3 separate regions of the Homo sapiens genome follow, and all the other regions are linked to region 2. Evidence: chromatin loops called from intact Hi-C (ENCODE). Cell type or tissue: PC-3. All regions are shown on one strand.

Region 1 (8,000 bases), 340 kb after region 2:
AGGAGGGGAGATGGTTTCAGGATGAAACTGTTCCACCTCAGATCATCAGGCATCAGTTATATTCTTAAAAGAAGTGCACAACCTACATCCCTCATATGCATAGTTCACAATAGGGTTTGCATTCCTATGAGAATCTAATGCCAGTGCTGTTCTGACAGGAGGAGGAGCTCAGGTCATAATGATCCATCACCTGCCACTCACCTCCTGCGGTGCAGCCTGATTCCTAACAGGCCACAGTACCAATCCATGGCCAGGGGCTTGAGGACCCCTGCTCTAAAGAGCTCTCATGAAGCAGAGGGAGTAGATCTGTTCTCTGTGGCTCTAGAGGCTAGAACAAGAGCCAGTGGGAGATAGCTCCATTCTGAACTTTTGTGGGGAAGATAAGGACAGGGAGGGTCTGGAATCCAAGGCTACACTCACTGAGCACCTATGCTGTACCAGGCCCTATGCTGGTTTCTGGGGATGCAGAACTGAGTGGCTGTAGCCTATGCATGGTGAGGTTCCCAGGTGGTGGAGGAGATGGGCAGGAGAGTGACTGCAGGACAGTTGTGACAGATGGGAACACAGGACATGGAGAAAAGAAGCATCTAACCTAACCTTGAGGGGATCAAGGGGTGGGAGGAGGTGCAGGAAGGAAGCACCATCACTTTTACCAAGTCTAGAAGGATGAGAAGGGAGCAAAGTGCTCTGCAGGCAGAGAGACTAGTTGTGCCCAGTCCAGAGAGCTGCTTTCCTCCTGTGGACATGTCTGGGCCTTGGGTGTGAGTTAGGGAGTGAGAGGCAATGAGGCCGGAGAAGGCTATGGGAACCAGCTAGTGAAGCACCAGTGACCCACAACCACACCAGTGCTGCCTGGAGGTCACTGTGGCAGCAGCGGGCAGGATGAGTTGAATGGGGTCAGTTGGAGATAGGTGAACATATCGTAAGTAAATGCCACAGCACCTCACCAAGTAACACCCGCCTGCCCTTCTAACTCTTTTCATCTTTAAAAGGATGTGTTCCTGGGAGATCGGCTCTGAAAGTAAATCTAAGGATCTCCTTCCTCCTGATTCCCCTCGGGAGCCCAGATCCAGTTTGTCAGATCATACTGTCTGGCCAGAAGTTTGGGATATCTCCTAGTGGAATACTGGGTATTGGACAGTATTTTGATGTGAGATTCATGAGCCACATACTTTATTAATCCAGTCTCTGCTGCTGACTTGCTGTGATCTCGAGCAAATCACTACCCTGCCCGAGATCCCATTTGTAAAATGAAGGGTTTGGACAAAGGGCCTCCATCCTTCAGGCTCATTCAAAGGGTTTATTTAATTTAGATATAACATTTATTGAACATCGACTACGTGTAGGACATGGTCATCTTAGGATTTGCTGTGACCCCTGGGGCCACAGGGCCATTCTCTACAGGAGCACAAACTCTCCCTTTCTTTCAGAAAGACGCTAAAACTAGCATCTCATACCTCACTTCAGGCTGCATGCCCAGCCAAGACATGCTGCCTGTCTGGGATTTCTTATCCATCAATATTTTCCTTAAGATGATAAATGTGCTGCCAATAAGAGGAGGCAGCTGCCAACTCTGTCTGAGACAAGGGCCTTTAGCTGGGGTTGTGGCCGTGCTTGGCTTGTTGATATGTCTCAAGAGACAGGAGGTGGGAGTTGTGGCTGGGAGGGATGCAAGTTGGAACTTAGAGGGAGGAGGAGGTCAGGACCACTGCTCTCAATCCATGCAGTTTTGGCCATGAGTCAGTGGAGAGGAGAGAGAGGAGGTAAAGGATGCTTGGATGTCAGTTCAAAAAAAAAAAAAAGAAAAGAAAAGAAAAAAATATACATATTTTTATGGTATTTATGAAGCTCCTGCAGAATGCCAAGACCTGGGTAAGCCATCCAGAAATAAACAGCATTCATCAGTGTATAAAGTGTATTCGGAACCATCATTTCATTTGATCCCCACAGCAATCCGTAGAGATGAGTATTATTATCTCTATTTTACAAACAAGGAATTCAAGGGTCAGAGAAGGAGGTGCATTTTGTCTCTGTGTTCGTATCCTAAGCCAGGACCAGTCTCAGCCTCTAGAAGTACAGAAACTCAGAATTGGATTAAGAGGAAGCCTGTCCAGGTGGAACAGTGCATAGGTGGTGGGGCAATATCCTCACAGAAGCTTGAACTTGTTTCTTCTGATATTAAATCCTCTGATTGCTCCACTAAAAGACACTTTCTTTGAAGAAATCAGCCATATGATTGAGAAGCTAATAGCTGAGATATAACAGATGCCATCGTTAATAATAGAATGAAGCAAGCATAGTCTTTGGAGCCAGGCTGACCTGGGTTCAAATCTCGGTTCTGCTATTTACCAGTTGTGTGAACTTAGGCAAGTGACCTAATCTCTCTGAGCCTCAGTTTGTCCATCTGTAACAATGATTATTATATTTACCTCACAGTGTTGTTTTGAGTAGATGGAAGCAAAACAAATTCTCAGGTGCCTAATAGATTACCTGGAACATAATAAGCACTCAATAAACGATGCTCTTATTATTATTATTACTAGCCAAGTACCCAGTTGGATGAAATCTGAATAATAAATTCCTAGGTTATCAGAAGAGATGAAATCTGTTTGGATTATAGGTTTCATGGAAACTTCCATGAAGGGTTCTTAAGATTCCTAAGAGGTTCTTCAGATTCTTAAATAACAGCTTTCTTAAAGGTGTGTTCAGAGTACTCTGATACCCCAATAGAAATCTCTGTCCTCACGTGCATAGTTTGGAAATTTTACCAGGACAAATTCATTTAGGATTAGTCTCAGGACTCAGTCTACAGTCAAGATCTGTGACTAAAGCCAGGGTTCAGTCTGTGACTGGGATTTGGTATTTGATGCTCTGCTAGAAACAGCATATATTAGCCCTCCTTAGTCTGGTGTTGAGGAAATATGTTATGATAAAGAGTTAAGACACTTGGGTTCTCATCATGGAATTTAAGAACTGGAAAGTCCAGTGATTTTAATTTTTTAATGTGAATGTAGACAGCTGACACTTCATCTGTGCCAGTTTCCCACTCTCCCTACTGCACCTACCTTGTAAATATCCGGGCAGATCAAATGGCATAGTAAGCGAGAAATGATTTTGAAAACCGTTTCACCCTGGACTCAAAGAAGGGATGATTCCTGGTGAAGGGGAAGAGCAGGAGGGGGCTGGGGAGAAGTTGGAAGCATGTTGCTCTATTGGACAGAAAGATCTAGAATAGGGAAGGGGCAGGGGCAGGGCCTAGAGGAGGCGCTGGGCCGGTGTAGAGGCAGCCACAGAGGACCCAAGTCAGTTTAATTCCCAGCCTGTGTTAGTAGGGATGTGCATCAGAACCTAGCTCCATCAGAAGGATACTGGCCACAGGGCTGGTAACCCACTGAACTGAGCAACAGTCTGGACTCTCTCCAGCTCCTTCCCTCTGCCACTTGTCTTTGGGGGACCACAAGCTGCGGCTTTGTTGCAGTTGCCTGAGGTTGAAGTGCCCTCTCCTGGCCCCCAGGGTGCATGGCTGCTGTGAGAGGCTCCCTTCCACATCGAGGATTGGAAGGCAGCCTGGTCCTTTGTCAGGGCTAAGACCTATGCTCTGGAGGGCTTGAGCTATCTTTGTGGGGCTGGAGACAGGAGACGCACCCCCCCTTCAGTTCTCCCAGGTCTCTCTCTGCATAGCATTCCTCTTCCCTGATAGGTCATCTCTCTTTCCTCTTTCATTCCCCGTTTTGTTTTCATTTTTGTCTTTTTGTCTTTCTATTTGACTCTCTCTCTCCCACACACACACTCACACACACTCACACACACACACAATTTGCACATAACTTTATTACACCCTCTCTTACCTTCTCCACTTTTTATCTTCTCCCCCCACCCAACCTCCCTTCTTTCCTCCCACCTCTTCCACTTTTTTTTCTCTTTTTCTTCCGCCTTAGCTCCCTCTCTCAAGGCGAATAGTGGAAATGCATTGCACTAAATACATATTTAGTATCAGAAACTCAAACAAGAAGCCACTCTGTCCTCTCTTAAGTGGAGAATTAAGTATTCTCCACTTCGATGACCTTGAGCAATGCTTTGTGCTCTGACACCTTAACTGATGTTGAGGATTGAATGAGGGGACCTGTGTCAGTGCCTTTTACAGTGGCCTCTGACCTGGGCAGGGGCTCGGTAGTCCCTGTCCTTCCTCATATCCCTTTCAGCCCCACTCTGCTGCCTCCTTCTTTTGTTCTTTTCCAATTCTTCCTTCCCTCTCTCCCTCCTTCACTTTCCCCATTCCTCATACCATAGTTCAGATTCAGATTCAAATAGTGTAATACCTATTGAGCTTTTCATAAATTGGGGACTTGACCTTCACCTTGAAGGAACTGTTTTTGGGGTTCACTGTCTGTCACTTCTGCCTCCCCAAGAGAGGACAGAGTAGCTTCTTGTTTGAGTGTCTGATGAGGGGCTGAATTAACTGTGAACTGAGTTAAGGGACAACCAGAGGTTGTCAGCATGCCCAGAGGAGTCTCTGTTCCCAGTGTGTCCTACAGGAAAGGTTTGTGGTGAGAAAGTAATCTCCCGAGGCCCACATGACATCCTGGTGGATGTGTCCATGGGCCAGTTATTTTAATTTGCTTGCTCATTTATTTATCACTTGTGGTAAATTATAACAAAAGCACCTGCCACAATAAAGCAATGAAAGGCATTTCCTAGCCCTGAGCTCTTAAAGAAACATCTCACCTGGGAATCCATGTGGGGGCCCAGTAGGAGGCAGTGGCCTCTGGCTTCAAGAGCATTCCTTCAGCAGATGCCAACATGAGTGTCATGAGGATGCCTCTCATAGTGTCCCCTGATGAATGCCAAGGGCACAGTCCCAAAACACAGTGCAAGCACGCAGCTGTCTGAAGTCTAGCTAGACACTACACCAAGGCAAATGTGAGTAAAGTGCATCCTTCACACCATCCTCTGAGACTATCACATCTTTCAGCCCAGCTATGGAGAAAGCCAGGACAACTAAGTGGTGCAGGGTCAGGCAAAGGCCAGGAATGCGGGGATTTGAGCTGATGTGGCTCAGTGGTTGGGAACTCAGACTCAGAAATCATACATGTCTGGTTTCAGATCCTAGTTTTGCCACTTCCAGGCCCTGTGTGACTTTGGGCAAGTTACTTCACTGCTCTGAACTTCATATATCTTATCTGTTGAATACAAGTAATGGTACAAACTTTTCAGGGTTGTGGTGAGAATTAAATGAGCTAATGCATGTCAGTACCTAACACCGTGACTGGCTCCTGGTAAGGGATGATATCTATTATTACGCCTTACAATTCTGTGTGCTCGCTTCATGGGGATCCCAATAAGTCAGGGATCTGCTGACCAGGTGGTTGGGAGGCCATCTGATTGCCTGGATGGAGAACTGTCTGCACCACTACAGAGGCACACGAAGCCAGATGACCAGTTTTAAAGCAAAAGAGGATTCTTCTTTTGAGTTCCCTCATAAGAAAGTGTGACTGTAGTCGACCCCTACTTATACGCACTAAGGCAGACTGGAAAATCTCAAGCACACATCCCCTTGGCTAAGCACTTTAGTGATAGTATGTGCGAGTGGATGTCTGGGATTCTGGGAATGCACAACATTTACAGCATGAGGAAGGCGCCTGAGTTTTAGAAAGCTGGGAATCTCTCGAGAGAAGAGACAGATTTACTGTTTGCCTACTATGTGCCAGATACTGTGCTAAGTGCTTTATGGCTTCTTTAATTCTCATGGCAGCGTTATGAAGCAGTCACTATATCTTACAAGTAAAAAAAAAACGTTAACCCACGATATTAACTTACCTGGAGTCACCAAACTTGTATGAGGCATAGCCAAGCTCTGAACCCAAAGCCCCAGGATTCCACAGCACTGTTCTTCCTCCTGTCCTCACATCCAGACTGCCTGTGAGATTTCACCTGCCCTGTCCCACCTCTCACAGCCCTCCAGCCCCTACTGCTCCTCAAAGAGGCAGCAGACTGCGAAGCTGTGGCGGGACAGACCCCTCTCTCCAAATGTGGTGCACATTGCCTTCACTCTGCTTTGGTTTTCTTCTGAGTGACTGAGAGTTTCTACCTGGCCTAAACTCCTCCATACCTCTTCACCGGAAGGTGATTGTTGAGGGAAAGTTACTGGGCTCTGTTGAAAGTCATTTTTAGATTCCAGAGCAGGACAAGAAGGAACAATGACTTCACATGTGCATGACTAATTCAAAGAACTTTCATCTTCAAAATGTCAAACTTTATGGTCAGTGGCTGTTCCACAGTGAGCAGCAGCACAGTGAATATTAAACTACCAGGATGGCAGGGCATCTAGACTGGAAGTCTTTGTAAGGGCAAACAATCTCCAAAGGTGATGGCAAGTGCGGCAGGCCAGATTTGAAGTACAATTTGAAAACACAACTTCATTGTAAGTGATTGACCACCTGAGATTAAGATGTTCTAGGTAAATGGCACATATTAGCATGAATCTTTACTACAACCCCAAAAGAGTGGCATTATGGTCCCATTTGGTGATGGCGGAGGGTTGCGGGGCAGATTGATGCTCAAGGTAATTAGGGGATTTGTCCAAGGTCACATAGCAAGTATTTCTCCTGATTCGCAAACCCAGGTCTGTCGGCCTCCTCCAAAGCCTGCTCTTTTGCTACCACAGTACACTGCTTTTTGACTTCATGGCTTTAAAGCAACATGACCTTATCCATGTTTAGACCCACCAGTGACCCATCAATTTGTTCTAAGAAGGATTTGGAAGAAGTTAGTAAGGACCTACTTCATGTAACCTTAGGTCTGTGTCAAGAAATAAGGCCTTAGAAACAGTCCATTAGGTTCTGGGCTCCTGGAAATCAGGGAAACCAGGCTGGAATCCAGACTACCAGAAACAGCCTGTGTAACTCAGTAACTCCATTTTCCCGCTCTGGGTTTTCACTTTTCTACCTGTGAAAGTGTGAGAGTGAAAAACACAAAACAGATATTTACCAAGCACCTACTCTGTCACATGCCCTGTGCTGGGCATTGGCAATCGAAGATGAGTAAGACATTGCTTCTTCCCTTAAGGTGCAGTTGAATGAAGAAGTCTCTATATTCTTCCCTGATCAGACATTCTATGAACTCAAACTGCAACCACAAGTATGGATGATGGGTCAAGGACCTTCGACTCTATTCAGTGTGACTTAGGTCTGTTATAACCTAGACATAGGGTTTTGAGCTGTACCCTAATGGGCCCAGGGTCAAAGCATACACAGAGACTGGTGGGTCCAGGTAAAGAGGCTGGTGAGCACATTGAAATCAAAAGGACCAGACACTGGCCATTCATTTATTCAATTATTCACTCATTTGTTTAACAAAAAGTTTCTGAGCATTCCTTCTGTGCCAGGCCCCATACAAGGTGGCTGAGGACCCAGTAATGAGTCAGGAAAGGCTGTTGCATTCCAAAAGTGCCATCTTATGGAGAAACGGACATCCAAACATTACTATTAATAAGAGTACCCTGAAAGGACACATAAGGTAGAGAGGGGACATTAGGGAGAAAGTACATAACTCTGCCTTAGACAGGGATGACTTCATAGAGGAGGAGCCCGTGAGCTGAAACTCACAGAATGAAATGGACATTCTAGGCCAATGCCCAGAGACATGACACAACATGCTGTTTTCAGGAGCTGGAATTGTCTGGAGCTTCAAGTACAGGGAAGGGCTGTGGTTGGAGTATTCTTCCTAGCCCCACTAATGTTGGGCATACCTAGGTGACTTGCTTTGGCCAAAGGGACACTAATGGAACTAACTCAGATGGAGGCCTTCCATGTGCCTGTGTGGTTTGGGCTGGCACTTGCCACTCCAGTGATCCTCCACGGGAAGAGCATGTCACGGGAGCCACTGCCACTTCAGCTCTACCCCAGGATGAACAGGGAGAAAGGCAGACCTGAGTTCCACTGTGGCCTGGAGCCAAGCTAGCCTAAAGCCCTATCTTCTGGTCATTGATTCTAGATCAGTCA
Region 2 (8,000 bases):
CATCTAGTGGGTAAGAGCCATGCATGCTGCTAAACATCCTACAATGCATAAGACAGCCTCCCATAGTGAGGAGTTACCCGATCCACATTGTCAGTACTGCTGGTGTTGAGAAACCCTGATCTAACCCATTTGTAGGTGTCTGACTTTCTTTCTTTGACCTGTGCATTGGTGGTCTGTGAGCTCTTTGTAGACTTGAATGATGTGTTGCTGGTGATTCCCTTAATAGATTCAACATAGTAGAATCTCAGTTAATATTGCTTGGATGGGGAATAAATTCAGAGTGCATAAATCAGGCAATGTGTATATGAGAAAGAGCACTGGACTATGGACCAGGAGACCAAGTTTGGTCAAAGCTTCACCAGCAGCAGGTAAATGTAAGACCTGAAATAGATTAGTGATTTTCAAATTGTGGTCCATGGAGCCTTAACAACATCCCAGCCAACTGCATCTATTTTATGCTATGGGCTTTGAATGTAATTTTTTCTGTACAGAGAGTTCCATAGCTTAAAGAATTTGTAAACCACTGAGATAGTTCATCCCTACAGACACTTTTAGACCAAAATCCCTCTGAAGACTTCTTAGAAAAGAACAAATATAAAGCTCCTATTTTAAAATAGGCTCAAAGAATGCCTCTGTGACTACAGTTTATTTTCTCCAGACTTGGAGTGAGTCCAGTGGCCTACCTGGCTTCCTTCTATTATGGAGACTGCTCAGCTCCTTGATCTTTTTGTACATGTGCAGCAAACAGCAGGTCTGCCTTCAGAGATCTGAATATTCAGAGAAGGGGACTTGGGGAGATACCTGACCCAGAACCCAACCCTAGGCAGCTTTTCCTGGCCACTCAAGAGAGATGCAGAGAGGTACCTCAAGTCCACAATGAGTCACTATGAAATTGGTATACAGCTGTGCTGACGCCCAGGTGAGGGCTCCTAGCAACTGTCTTAGTCCAGGCTACTATGGAAGTACCATAGACTGGGTGACATCTAAACAACAATTTCTCACAGTTCTGGGGGCTGAAAGTCCAAGATCACAATGCCAGCATGGTCAGGTTTCGGTGAGAGGCCTATTCCAGGTCACAGACTGCCATCTTCTTGTTGTATCCCAACATGGCTAGCTAGCTCTCTGGGGTCCCTTTATAAGGGCACTAATCCCACTTGTGAGTGCTCTACCCTGATGACCTAATTACCTCCCAAAGGCCCTGCTTCATAATGCCATCACATTGGAGGTTAGGATTTCAACATAAATTTCGGAGGAACACAAACATTCAGCCCATTGCAGCAACACACCAGGCTGCCTCTTTGGAGGGCAGTTGTTTCCGTCATCTGTGACACTTGGTCCACAAAGCAGAAAGGTCACTGACATCATCCTATCAAATCTCAACATTGTCATAGGAGAATGAGTAAAAACAAACACACACAAACAAACGAATGAACAAACAAATAAAGGAACAAGGCATTCCTAGCTTTCATATGAAGGAACTGGATCTCCCTAGGAGCTGGGGGATAATGAGGCCCCCACCCCTGCAGTGGACCTGCTTAACTCTAGGCTTGTCAGCACGACCAGCAATCCAATAAGGCAGTGCCCCGGCTGCGCCATTAGCTCATTAGGTGGAGGTGAGTGTCCGCATTGATCTGTTTATCTCCCAGGCCTGGCTGCTGGAGAAAGGCCAGCTGTTTCCCTGAGAGCTGCCTTTACCCTTGACTCATCACGGAGCATCAGGGGAGTCTGCTCCTTTGTCCCTTTCAACCTCAAGGTCACTGGAGTGCAAAGCAGAAGCTGGGCCACAGTGGTGCTTCCTGAGAGCTTCAGTCACTGCCTCTCTTCCTCTATCCTTTTAATCATCCCCTGGAGGTGATCCCTATAAAAATGATGAATATAGTAGGAAGTACCTGGGTTTGCAAGTGGACAAATCTGTTTCAACCAGGTTTTGCTACTTGTGTACTAGCTGTATGACCTTAGGGAAGTCATTTCACCTCTCTGAGCCCCAATTTTTTCATATACAAAACAAAGCTAACAGCATCTATATCAAAATATCATTATGAACATTTGTTGATATAAATCTGTGAGAGGACAGGCACAATGTCAGTTTGAGGCACTTAAGAAGTACCAGCAAATCTTTCTTGACCTGCCAGTTTTGAGACAGTGTTCTTTTAGGCAAAAGGATTGTGGCATATCTGTCAAGATTTGTTCATGGGAGTTTTGTGAGATTTATGTGAAAATATCTGGGATAGTACAGCTGCTAGGTAAATGATGTATTCATAGAGGGCTCATTAAGGATAAATATTATCAAAAATGTGTGATTTTTTTTTCTACCTCCAGCTTAGCTGGTTAAACATTTCAACCAGCCTACACATCTATTGTCTCATAGGTAGCATCTTGGTCTTGAAAACTAAATTGCCTAACGAAGTACAAATTAATTTTATTTAATTATTTTAAAAGTAGGAATTATTTTTAAATAAATGTATTTTATAAATAATAATTTTAAATAAATTAATCCTTTAAAAAATAGTTCATTAAAACATCAAATATGTGACCTCTTGGTCAGCAATAAGAACAGGTCCTGGATTATACTGGGTAATATTGGCAAAATACGTTTTCCCAAACTACTAGAACTACATATTTTCTACTTGATTGCATCTCCCCAAAATGACTAATATCCCTCTCTTCATCTCCTAACATTTTCCTTCTTTTTCTGCTACTGCTGAATTCTTAATGTAATTTCATATTTTAAATATAAACATTCATTATAGAAAATTTATACAAATAGAATTTAAATTTAAATTGCTGCTAATTCTACAAGTCAACATATCAGTCACTGTATTTCTTACCAACCTCTTTTCTTTGCATCTCTGATTATTTCCTTAGAATAGCACTCATTCAATCCTTATCAAAGGCATTGACAATAATTTATTAATCACCCTTAAAGAAAAACGACCCCTTCCCAAGTCCTAGGCTTCATGCTACTTTGCTAGAGTCTGGGATACCCCCTGGTGGAGGTTACAGAACATGACCAAAACCTGTCACAAATGCCCTGATATGGAAATTCAAGATTCTGAGTGCACAGCCTTTGGAATTTGGCATCAGCAAGGCTTGTCTCTCATCAGTCACAGGTTTTTTTGAACAAGGAAACATCAAATGCAAGAAAGGTATCTGTGTGTGTGTGTGTGTGTCACACACACACAAAAAACGGAACTACAGGAAATTTAACTGAAATAAGCAAATTAGAAATATCAAGAAATCTCAGACCTAAAGTTGTTTTCAATCTGAAGCTGTGGAGTAAGCACAGGGCCTGAGTACCCCAGTTGCCCCGCCTCCCTCTCCTCCCTGTGCCTGCAGCATAACAAAGTGAGTAGAGCATGTTTCCTCTGTGGCTAGAGATGTCCTAGATCAGAAATCTGCCCATTAGGACACTAGATGGAGCCAGATGGGAAAGTTTATGCTCTAACTGCAGGGGAACCATTTTCCCTGTACTTTCCTTTTCAGGAACAGTTGCATGATATGGCTGATCTCGCAGAACGTCTATTTCTCTGACATTCTTCTTCAGTCAAGCTGCCTTCAGTCAATCATTCATCAAACATTCACTAAGCCCTTGCCCTGGGCCAGATATCAGGATATATGGCTAAAACAAACACAGTTCCTGTTGTGGAAGAACTTATGGGCCAGTGAGAGAAGCTGCTGATTAACAAACTGATCTTCCTTTACTTTCTTCCACTCTCTCTAGGCTCAAGGCAGCTAGGCCCAACAGCATTGCCTGACCATGCACTATACTTCTGTATCTCCTTGCTTTGTTCTTACATTTTTCTCTTTCAGAGAGAAAAATTTAATTTTTTTTATTTTATTTCTTTTATTTCTTAGTATCTAAATCTTACCCCTATCAGGCCCAATCCAAAGGCTTCCTTCCCTGGGAGACCTTCCCTCTTGTTTCTCACAGAGAAATCCTCTTTGATTCCTTCTATCCTTTAGTACAGCAGTTCACAAACTTGAGTATGCGTCAGAATCACCTGGAGAGCTAGACCCCACTCCCAGTATTTTTAATTCAGTAGATCTGGGATTAGCCTAAGAACTTACGTTTCTAACAAGTTCCCAGGTGATGCTGATTCCGCTGACCAAGGGAACACACTATGAGAACCACGTTTTTTAGTGTTTATTGAGCACTAACAAGTGCCAAGCATTATGCCACATATTGGTGATATCACAGTGACCAAGACAGTCCCTGGGCTCAAAGCTAGCACAGGCTGGAGATGGGAGATATAAACAAATAGGAAAATACTTTTCTGTGCTACAGGAGTGGGGACAATGTTCCAAAAGTACAAATAACTATGTAATTAACTGTCCCTGTATAGTCAAGAAGACCAAAAATTTCCCAAAGACAGTGGCATTTGAGCTGGCCTTGAAGGATGACTAGGACTTCACCAGCAACAGAAAAGGTGAACAGCATGTACCAAGGCATAGTGGTACAAAAAGCCATAGCATGTTCCAAATGCAACAAAAGATTTATGGAGGCTGAAATGTGGGGAGAATGGGTAGTATCTTCAGGAATGTGAGGATTAGAAGAGATGAAGCTGAAGAGGTTAGTACAAAGTCTTGAATGTCATGCTAAAATGTTTCTTTTTCATACTCCAGGTAATAATAAATAACAAATAAGTAAAACAGAAAAATAACACGATAGAGATTTCCTCACGGACGAATCAGTCTGCTTTACAGAGGAATTTGGACTTCCAGTGTAAGACTGATTTAATTGGTTTAGTGTGGGGTCAGATCTTTGATATTTTTTAAATCTTTGCAGGTGATTGTAATGTGCAGCCTGGGTAGAGAAATACTGAGATATATGAAAGTTCTTGGCTCAAAGTCTGACATTTTCTGAGAAACCCTGAACTCTTCCTCTTCCTCTTCCTTATGTGTCAGACAGTGTTGGGCACTACACTTGTCTTGCCTCTGCACTAACCTACTGGGTGAGTGCAGGCAAAGTCTCTCTTTTTAGTGCTTGACTTTCCTCATCTATTTAACAACATCAACTAAAAAACTGGTTAACAGTCCTTCTTCCACCCAACTCACAAGGCTTCTAGGACATGAGAGAATGAACAAAAGAACATTTTATAAACATAGTATTAACTACATGCCTGTGTTATGAAGGAGAACTGCCTTCACATCAGCTTTGGTAAAGTCTCTTCCATATTAAAATAAAACAAAAAATAACTTTCTTAACCCCATGTCCCCTCTAGGTTTGCTGACTTTTCTTTCACAAAGTTATTTAAAAGAATTTACTATATTTGCTACCTCCACTCCCTCATTTCACACTAATTCCTCAATCCTTTACAGATTGGCATCTGCCCCACTCAACTTTACAGAAGCTTCTCTGGTCAAGGTCAGCAAATGCTGTTCTGTTTTTTTAATGACACTGCTGACCATCCTCTTCATCTGGAAACACTATTTTCCATAGGCTACTGTGACATAGCATTCTGCTGAGTGCCCTTCTATCTCCTCCACCACACCCTTCCAGTCAGTTTTGTTAGCAATTCTTATCTAATGTTCAAATCTTAGAATTCTTCAGGGTTCCGTCCTAGGCTGCCTTCTCTTCTCGTTCTCCACAGCCTTCTTGTATGATCTGATCCCCTCTCGTGGCTTCAATTATCATTTCTCTGCAGCAGACACTCAAATCTGTGCTTTGCTACTTTGTTTTTTCTTGAACTCCCAATCTTTCCTCCAACTTCCCACTTGATATCTCCACTGTGATATCTCAGGCACCTGAAATGTGTTTTAAAACAGGACTCATTATCTTTCCCCAGATTCGAAACCAACCCTTCTTCCACGGGTATGAAAATCCCATGACAATCTACTTGGATCCAGAAACCCTTAAGCCAGCAGTCCCCAACCTCTCTGGCACCAGAGACCAGTTTTGTGGAAGACAACTTTTCCACAGACTAGGTCAGGGCGAGGGATGGTTTTGGGATGTTTCAAGCACATTACATTTTTTGTGCACTTTATTTCTATTAATATTACTTTGTAACATGTAATGAAATAAGTATACAACTTACCATAATAATTAGTGGGAGCCCTGAGCTTGTTTTCCTGCAACTAAAACAGTCCCATCTGGGGGTGATGGGAGGCAGTAACAGATCATCAGGCATTAGATTCTCATAAGGAGCCCACAACCTAGATCCTTCACATGTGCAGTTCACAATAGGGTTCACGCTCCTATGAGAATCTAAGGCTGCTGTTGATCTGACAGGAGGTGGAGATCAGATGGTAATGTGAGTGATGAGGAGGGGCTGTAAATACAGATGAAGCTTTGCTCTCTAGCCCGCCGCTCACCTCCTGCTGTGCATCCCAGTTCCTAACAGGACACAGAACTGGGATTTGGGGACTTCTGCCTTAAGCTATCTATGACTCCTCTCACTCCCCCATCCTCAACAGCAACAGGACTCAATCACTCACTTGTATTGATTCTGATCTTCCAAAAATGTCCTTTCCCCCATTACCTCTCCACCACTCTAGTTTAGATGACCATCATGTCACTCCCCTGCTTAAAACCCTCTGGTGACTTCCCATATTCTTTTTAACGTGGCTTCCAAGGTCTTGCATGATCCAGTGTTTCCTACATCTTCAACTCATCTCACTCCTCTCCTCTTTACATTTCTTCCTGTAGTGATATAAAACTTCATAGTTATTTGAATGCATCTTGCTTTCTTTTCCCTCTGGATCTTTCCTTTGTCAGAAATATTTTCCTTGCCCCTTTCACCCTATCCTAGCTGTCTCCTACTTGACCCTCAGAATTAAGTTTATATGCTACTTCCTTTAGGACACTTTCACTGACTCTTATGGTCTGAGTTTATTATCCCTTACGTTTATTCTAATAGACCCCTATTCCTACTCCTTTCATAGGCTGGTCAGGCTGTTTATCTGTCTCCACAACTGTTGTGCCAAGCTCCTAGTAACCTCAATAGGGAAGGCACTAGGTTGAAGAGGCCAAAGAAGAGACCCAAAGCTAGCAAACAAGACATGAGGTTTCATTAGGGGCTTACATACAGGGGAGAGAGCCCAGTGGCTGGACAGGAAACCACCTTATGTACAGAAATGGTGCAATGGCAGTGAGCTGGACCAGATATCTGCCTTGCATACAGTCCATTGGCAGTGGGCTGGACAACATATCCACCTTACATACAGTCCAGTGGCAGCAGGCTGAACAACATCATATCTGCCTTCCTACAGCCCAGTGGCAGTGGTCTGGACAACATAACCCAATGGCAACGTCCTGGGCAGGAAAACCATAACTGCCTGCAAACAGCATTTTTGCTTAACACTCTCCCTCTAGCAATCTTCAACTGGCAACCTTCATTTAACCCCAAACCAACTCCTCAATCCTCTGTATGGCTTGTGCTCAATGGGATGAGCTGGTGGTTCAGATGTTTGTCATAGATAAGCAACAAATCTCCAGGCTGGCCACTCCTGGATTCCCTAGCATGGAACACATATTCAGGTACCGATGCTATACAGGATAAATCTAAGGGTATGCTTACATTGTTGCTGTCAGGTGTGTTTACCCTACAACCACTAAACATGATAGCGAGAACTAGACCATGGTTTTATTATGATTGTTCCCTATATTTTCCGTGGCTAGCATAGTGTCTGGCATATCACAGATGCTCAGTATATGCTCTTTACATGAATGAATGAGTGAATGAGTGAATTAATATTAAATAGAGGGAAATGAGAAATGATCTCTGCCCTCAAGCAGTTCACAGTTTATCGAAATTGTTTATAACAGAAGATGCAATTATAAAAATAATGCAATTATTTATAACAGAAGATGAATAAAATAAGTAGTAACTCAGGGTCCAATATGCTGTAGAACCCTAAGGAAAGGAAAAGGAGAAATTACTTTTAACTGGCAAAATTGGTGAAAATATTTCAAAGAAGGTAGCACTGGAGCCAGCCATTGCTAATAATATGAACTATAATAATTTGGATGACAGTAACTACCATATATGAGTGCTTATAAT
Region 3 (8,000 bases), 720 kb before region 2:
AGATATATGTTTACTCTAAGCTCATGAGAATGCTTGCCTTTGTTTTTCTCTAAAAGATCTCTCATTTTATCTTTCATATTTATATCTGAAGTCTATCTGGAATTAACTTTTGTGTATGATATGAAGTATGAATTAAAAGAGAGACATGCAGCTTTAGAACTCAGCAAATGCCACGTAGGGAAAATGAGCTTTGTGTTTGAGGCCTTTCAGTTTTCCATTTTGTCATTCAAGCCTTTGATTACTGCTCAAAGCTTTGCTGATTTTCTTTCAGGGGCCTTCTTCTTGGGCTAAGCCTGATCTTTAGCCTGAATCCAGAATCATAAGATACCCTCAAAGGAAGAAAAAAGATTGGCAATCATCAGTTCACCTGAGAAAGTTGCCTCTTTGGAATTTTAGACCATCAAATTCTCTCTACGTTTGCATCTCTCTGATGCCTCAACAGTATTGTCTATGTAATTTAAGTAGCCTCTTCTCATTTTTTCGCAGTAGGAACATTGGACTGCCTTAACTTACTAGAACCACATGGATATAGAAATTTATCTTACTAGAACCACTTGGAGATAGAAATTTGCCATCTCATGCCGGTTAGAATGGCAATCATTAAAAAGTCAGGAAACAACAGATGCTAGAGAGGATGTGGAGAAATAGGAACACTTTTACACTGTTGTTGGGAGTGTAAATTAGTTCAACCATTGTGGAAGACAGTGTGGCAATTCCTCAAGGATCTAGAACCAGAAATACCATTTGACCCAGCAATCCCATTACTGGGTATATACCCAAAGGATTATAAATCATTCTACCATAAAGACACATGCACACATATGTTTATTGCGACACTGTTCACAGTAGCAAAGACTTGGAATCAACCCAAATGCCCATCCATGATAGACTGGATAAAGAAGATGTGGCATATATAGACTATGGAATACTATGCAGCCATAAAAAAGGATGGGTTCATTTCCTTTGCAGGGACATGGATGAAGCTGGAAACCATCATTCTCAGCAAACTAACACAGTAACAGAAAAGCAAACACTGCATGTTCTCACTTTTAAGTGGGAGTTGAACAGTGAGAACACATGGACACAGGGAGGGGAACATCACACACTGGGGCCCCTCAGGGTTGGGGGGCTAGTGGAGAGATAGCATTAGGAGAAATATCTAATGTAGATGATGGTTTGATAGGTGCAGCAAACCACCATGGCGCCTGTATACCTATGTAACAAACCTGCAGGTTCTGCACATGTATCCTGGATCTTAAAGTATAATTTTTAAAAATGCACACTAGATTTTAAGAAAATAATGTAAATATCTCAAAAATAATTTTAAATTATTGATAGTATGTTGAAATAATATTTTGAATAAATTGACTTAAAATATTATGAAAAAAAATTATTTTAATAATTTTATTAAAATATATATAAAATATGTAATATTTACATATATTATATATTACAATAATATATTTCATAAATTATTTAACTATATGTAACTATATTATATAATATGTATTTTGTAATATATACTACTATATAATTTTTAATTTACTTATGCTATGAAATATTTAAATATACATGTATTTAAAGTAATATTTGTCTTTGATTTTAATTTATAGTGTGATCATGAAGAAATAACTATTTCTAAAAGGCAACATTTTATCTGCTTTATTTATTTGTTTATTTAATTTTTTGAGACAGTCTCACTCTGTCCCCCAGGCTAGATTACAGTGGTGCCATCATAGCTCTCTGCAGCCTCAAACTTCTGGGTTCAAGTAATCCTCCAACCTCAGCTTCCCAAATACTTGGGATTACTTACAGGCACACACATTTAATGATTAGTTTATCATTTCTCTACTTACCTCTTATTATTTCTTTACTGTATTATATCTTTGTTATATATCTAATTTGAGTCTTTCTGGAAAGTTTTGCTGTTGTTATTCTAGTATTCATATTTTAACAAATCTTCCTTGAGCCCCTCCAATATGTCAGTCTGTGCTAAATTGTTAAATAGACATAAGTCCTGCTTTGTTGGCTTTTGCAGGCTAATGAAGGATGTGGATATCAATTTAAAAATCATGTATGAATATAAAATAAGTTCCAAAATGTATCTGATGCTGATGGCCCAGGGTCTGTACCTTAAGAGTCACTGATCTAGGTTTATCAATGGTGTTGGCTAATGTATTTTCTCTCTGGGCTAGTGTAGATCTGTTTTTGGTATTTCATTTCTGGATTTTTTATTTTTTTATTTTTATTTTTATTTACTTATTTATTTTTTGAGATGGAGTCTTGCTCTGTCACCAGGCTGGAGTGCAGTGGTGCAATCTCAGCTCACTGCAACCTCTGCCTCCCAGGTTCAAGCAATTCTCCTGCCTCAGCCTCCCGAGTAGCTGGGACTACAGGCACGCGCCACCATGCCTGGCTAATTTTTATATTTTTAGTAGAGACGGGGTTTTACTATGTTGGCCAGGATGGTCTCTATCTCTTGATCTCGTGATCAGCCCGCCTAGGCACACTGTTCTAGTGTGGCCAATGATGAGCAAATATTAGTGGCCTAGAAAGGGAAGTGCTTCCTGTTTGCTCACCCATAGAGGATGTAATGGTGAGTGTTTTTTCTTACTATGACAAAGGCAATTCTGTGTTTATGTGGACCAGTGGCAGAAGCCAGACAGCCTGTGTGCATGCAGCCTGATTGAATGGTTTTACTAGCAAAATGAAGGAAATAGGAGTATCTCCTTTGTGTAGGGAGAGCTAAAGATGATGTCTGAGTGATTCTGTGGGCAGCTAAGGGTTTCCCCAGACCATGTGAAAAGGCAGATGAGCTTCCAAATACAGAATCTTCTCATAGGAGGACAGATGAGCTTCTAAGACAAAATTTTTCCACATGGACCAGAGGGAATCTGTTGACATATAATTATTCCTCTGGATAATACTGGTCTTGTTAACTAGTTTTCATTCCTTTTCACTTGTAAAATCTTGGTAGAATTCCAAAACCTGAGGTATACATGTGAAATCCCTCTATTTTTCAGAGGTAGTGGTGAGAAAGGTTCCCCCTTCCCATAATAATTGGGTTAACATAGCAAGGAAATTAGAATAAAAGGGTTTCCATGTTTTTATGTCACCATATTCCCAGACTCCCTCTGGAATATTAAATCTTAATATGACCCAGCAAACTCTCTCAACCCTAAATTTAAGTTTGTCCCTTGTTTTCTATTTAGGTTCATTTTCTCTACTACACTCTTAGTTCCTTGATGTTGTGAATCATGTCAGAACATCTCAGAGTTCTAAGTGCTGCACATATGTGGCAGCCATAAAAATGTGTCACTCAGATATATTTTCATGACTGTGGGGAGCATAGTTGACTAATAGCCAGAATTCTGCTCCCCTGGATCCACTACCACATTCGTCCTGAGGCCATACATCCTGTAGGTTGCTTCCAGCCAATGACTAGGCATAGTAGGAGTACTAGGAGTCTGCTTGCAAGGACTTTTCTGATGGCCAACTTTGGCTACAGGACTTCCTATTGATTTGATGTAACTCTCTTAGAACCATGTTGCAGTATGAGATTCTTCACATTCAGTTCTTCTTTCTTCCTCCATCCATTTTCAGATATGGTGCTTTGTGGTCTGAAGGTCATCCCTGCTTCCTTTCCCTTAGTCTTTCACAGGCATTTCTCCCAACAGGTAGTGAGAATGGGTTTTGGGTTCTGGAAATGGTTCAGTCACAGTAATGATATCATCCTGGGTTTTATGTGGGACACAAATATTTCCTGGCACAAGGTGGCCACACAAATGAGGATTTCATCAATGATGAAACTGAGAAAATGTGCAAGTGGAGAGGATTGTCTTGTAGGTACAATGATTTGGGCATTTTAAAGATAGGAGAAAAACATGTCTACAAGGACTGTGGAGTTAGCTAATTATTGCTAAATTCTGTTGATGCCCTTCAGAAGAATAATGAGAAACTGAGGTCAATCAAAAAGCAATTAAGGGAGAAGTGTGAGATCCAGTGAGACACTTTGGTAGTTTACAAAGAGGTCCATTCTCCTGCAGTAGAAGAGTGGATTCAGAGGAGAAGCAGATTCAGGACTTGTTAGAAAGGCACAGGTTTAGAAATGTTTAAATGCCCGTACAAAGTAGGTCTATTACACTAAGATCAGAGACCTCATGAGAAAACCCAGTATCCTAAATATGGGACAGGGACATTTGGATGGACACCTTAGAGTTTTGGGCTCTGCAGATCCCTCTGAACATGCACAGCTTTGGGAGTTAGTCCACCCATCTCTTGTAAGAACTGGCACTACCTTGGTGCTGGAATATACTGCAGAGGCTGTTTCTCTGCAAGGCAACAGGTGCCCCTTTGAGGAGCTACTCTCTCAACTCTTGTCCAGCCACCAGGCTAAAACTATTGCTACTCTCACCTCTTGTCCCTCTACCAGGTTATAACTAGGTTTAAATGGTTAGCTATTTAACGATTAAAATACTACTACTACAAATAATACTGAGTCCAACTCTTTGACTACCTCTCCTATCATCATCTGTGGCCTGCAAAGGTGATCCATCATTAAACTTCTAAGGAGCTACTGGAGTAGCTCTTCAAAAGGGCACCTAGCTAGAATTGGATGTTTGATAAGGAAGCACAGAGGTTATATACTAAAGGTGCTATAACAATTAATTAGCCTATCTGCCAGGAGCCAGGAGATTGGGTTTCGAGGGTGATTGATTAAACAGGCTAGAAAGTAAGACTGGATATGCAAGAATTAATTTACTTGGGTGTACTTTCTTATGATACAGGATTTTCACACCTAGGCAATCACACCAAGTACTGCTAGGGTAGCTCTTAAAAGCCTGAAGAAAGTGATATCTCATGCTGAGTGAAATGCCTGAGTACCCTGACACACGATAAAGGAAGAATAACAAGGCTGAGGAAAATAGGCCTGTTGGACAGGACACATTAAGTGACACCAGAAGACTTACCAGAAGACTATGTGCCACAAGAGGGCACACAGAACATGCTATACTCCAAGGCTATCAGAAATATAAAATGTATTCATGATCACTACACAGGCCACAGAGATTGTAGACCAAGACGGTCCCATACACTGTGTATTCCTGATGGCCATGGAGTGCCCATATCACTGAGAGTTTAATTATTGATCACCTTTGCAGACCACAGGTGATAGGAGAGGTAGTGAAAGAGCTGGACTCAATACTGTTTATGATAATGATGCTCTGAAGTAATATAGACCAGCTGGAGGTGTTTAACAACCAGGAGCCAGAAGGCCATAGTTATTTTAATTGTAGGCAAGGTCTGAGGACCATCAAAGGGGGCTTGACTTTCAGGGACTTGTGGAGATGTCTAATAGAGTGCAATGTCCCTATCGACAAACCAGATGGATGCAAATAAGGGTGCTGATTAAATCCACAATAAGAAAGAGGCAAGAATGGAGAATGGTTGATTTCCCCCCAAAAGTCACTATCTTTTCTCAGTTCCTGGACCTGAGTCAGTTTTCTGAAAACCATTAATAGAAGAGGTGGCCATGTTTCTTGGAGGGAGGACCCCGTAATACTATAGCAGATACATTTGTTAATGATTCCCCTAGTCCTCTTCCAAAGGGACTGATGACCATGTATTTGGATGACTGTACACTGAGGAACAGGGAATAATGAGACAGTTCAAGTACTATTGACAAAGCATCAAAATTGAGATTATATTCAATGACCCGAAATATCATCGTGGAGCCTCTGTTAGAGCGGAGGTTTCTGGGGGCCAATAATAAATGGAGTCTGGCTCACAGTGTGTCTGCTGGGTCCATGAACAACCCAGTGGCCATTTACCCAGTCCTCAAGTGTATAATTGAGATCAATATACTTGGCTATTGAAGTAACCTTTACATTAAGTCCTTGGCCCAAGGCGTAAGAGCTATCATAGTGAGGAAGGAAGACCAAGTGGAGCTCTTCAATGGGGCCATTTCCCAAGCCAGTTTAAATAAAAAATAAAATCATATCCTGCCATGTTGGGGGAATGGTTTAGGTTAGTGACACCACTAAATTTCTAAAGCAGAAGTCACAAAACTTTTTCTGTAAAGGACCAGATAGTAAATATTTTAGGCCTGTGGCCATGCTATCTCCGTCACAGCTATTCAACTCTGCCATTGTATTTTGAAAGTTCCTATAGACAATATGTAAATGAATGGAAATGGCTGTGTTCCAATAATGCTTGATTTATAAAATCAGGCAGCTTGTTGGATTTGACTTGCAGGTTGTATTTTGATGACCCCTTTTTAAAAGGATGCAGGGTGGTGGTCTCTACCATATTGCCATTTTATTCTCCAATTTGGCCCTTGAATAAACCAGATGAATCCATAAAATTAAAAACTATGACAAACTCAATAAAATCATTTTTCCAAATGCAGCTGCTGAGTCTAACAGGGTATCATTGTTAGAGAAGATTAAGAAGGCCTCGGGAACATAGCAGGCAGCCATTTCTTTGTCACACATATTCTTTTCTATTTATATTTGAGAGAAGAGGGTCAGTAACAATTTGCTTTTACATTGGATAGAAAACAGTATGCATATTTACTTTTGGTTTCAACCCAAGACTATGTTAAGTCTCCTGCCTTCTGTCACAATATAGTCCAAAGACATCTGGAATACATTGAACAGAACATGATATTGATCCATTACTTCAGTGACATCATGCTGATTGGATAGGATAGGAAGGAGTCGATTGCTCATCCTGGAGGCCTTTATAAGACACAGTACACCACAGGGTAGGAGATAAACCTTTTGAAGATTTAGGAACCCCATCCTCTTCATGTAGACTTTAGAGGTGCAGTGGTCAGAGGCATGCCCTTCAAAGTAAAAGACAAATAGCTGCATCTTTTTTATTACAAAGAAGAAAGCATAAGATCTGGCAGGCCTCATTCAGTTCTGGAGGTAACACATTCCATTCCATACATATATGCTCTGGCATATATGCTTGGTTATACATAAGATTTCCAGCTTTTATTGGGACCTGTGGCAGGTCCAGGTTGTGTGAAAAGTTCCTCTGTCCCTTGTGCTATGTAATTTGGAAGACTCTATGTTATTGGAGGTGTAGTTTTGGGAAAAGATATAATGTGGAGTTTACGGTGAGCTGCAAAAGGAGAATCACTACATAGGCCACAGAGATTTTAGACCAAGAATATACCATTCACAGTAGAGAATTATGTGCCTTTTGAGAAACAGCTCCTGGCATGTCACTGGACCCTGATAAAGATGGAACGCTATGCAAACAGGTATCAAGTGACCATGCATCTGGAACTCTTAATTATGAGCTGGGTTTTGTTAGACCTACAAAGTCATAAAATTGGACAGGCCCAGCACCAGCTTATCTGCGATTGGATATCTGGGATTGAGTTAAAGCGGATCAGAGGTCATAAGTAACTGCCTTATGGAAATGGTATATCTGGGATTGAGTTAAAGTGGATCAGAGGTCATAAGTAACTGCCTCAGCAGGTAAACTGAAGTTCTGTTTAATCCAACACAGTTGCATCAGCTCCCCTAATCTAGCTTTCACCTATTGCCTTATGATCTTATCCTATATGACCAGGTGAAGGAGGAGCAATAGCCCTGGGCTTGGTTTATGGATAGGTCAGTTCAGTATGTTGCTGAAAGCAAAAAATATATGGTACCTGCATTATAGCCATATGCAGGGTGGTTAACAAAAAAATGAGAGAAAAGAAATCATCCTATCAGCCAGGGACTATAAGTGGTATGCCTGGCTATATCTACTTTGTATGAAATAAAACATAGCCTGAGGTAAGAATGTACATAGATTCCCAGGCGGTGACCAATGGCCAGGACAATTCATCAGGAGCCTGAAAGGGGAAAGATTAGAAACAAAGAGGTCTGGGGTAAAGGTGCATGTGATTGGATAAATGGGAGTAGGCACACTCAGAATGTTTTACTGAGACATATTGATGTCTCATCTTGTCATTTTTGCCTACTGCACTATTTAGTGCC

The links. Hi-C counts contacts between places; a loop is a spot of excess contacts. Peaks named below come from ENCODE experiments on the same cell type or tissue, not always from the same donor. Only the 100,000 strongest peaks of a DNase experiment are listed, where the experiment ranks them.
Region 1: it touches region 2 in a loop (7-fold over the local background); 8 of 110 quality-filtered maps call a loop at or near these places.
Region 3: a loop joins it to region 2, with 4 times the contacts of the local background. A loop is called at or near these places in 3 of 110 quality-filtered maps.

The regions. Positions count from the first base shown.
Region 1 is chr1:48,568,340-48,576,339 of GRCh38, reverse strand. All of the region lies in intron 11 of AGBL4 (AGBL carboxypeptidase 4), which reads left to right. Among named protein-coding and RNA genes, the nearest start is that of SPATA6, 100 kb to the right of the region's middle. In PC-3, a CTCF peak has its summit at 3,503 (motif pointing left); a DNase peak (open chromatin) is centred at 3,499; H3K27me3 peaks cover 1,668 bases.
Region 2 is chr1:48,911,718-48,919,717 of GRCh38, reverse strand. All of the region lies in intron 5 of AGBL4 (AGBL carboxypeptidase 4), which reads left to right. Among named protein-coding and RNA genes, the nearest start is that of BEND5, 140 kb to the right of the region's middle. In PC-3, a CTCF peak has its summit at 3,027 (motif pointing left); DNase peaks (open chromatin) are centred at 3,017 and 3,397; H3K27ac peaks cover 428 bases.
Region 3 is chr1:49,627,345-49,635,344 of GRCh38, reverse strand. All of the region lies in intron 3 of AGBL4 (AGBL carboxypeptidase 4), which reads left to right. Among named protein-coding and RNA genes, the nearest start is that of AGBL4-IT1, 160 kb to the right of the region's middle. In PC-3, a CTCF peak has its summit at 4,986 (motif pointing right); no DNase peak of the experiment used is centred here.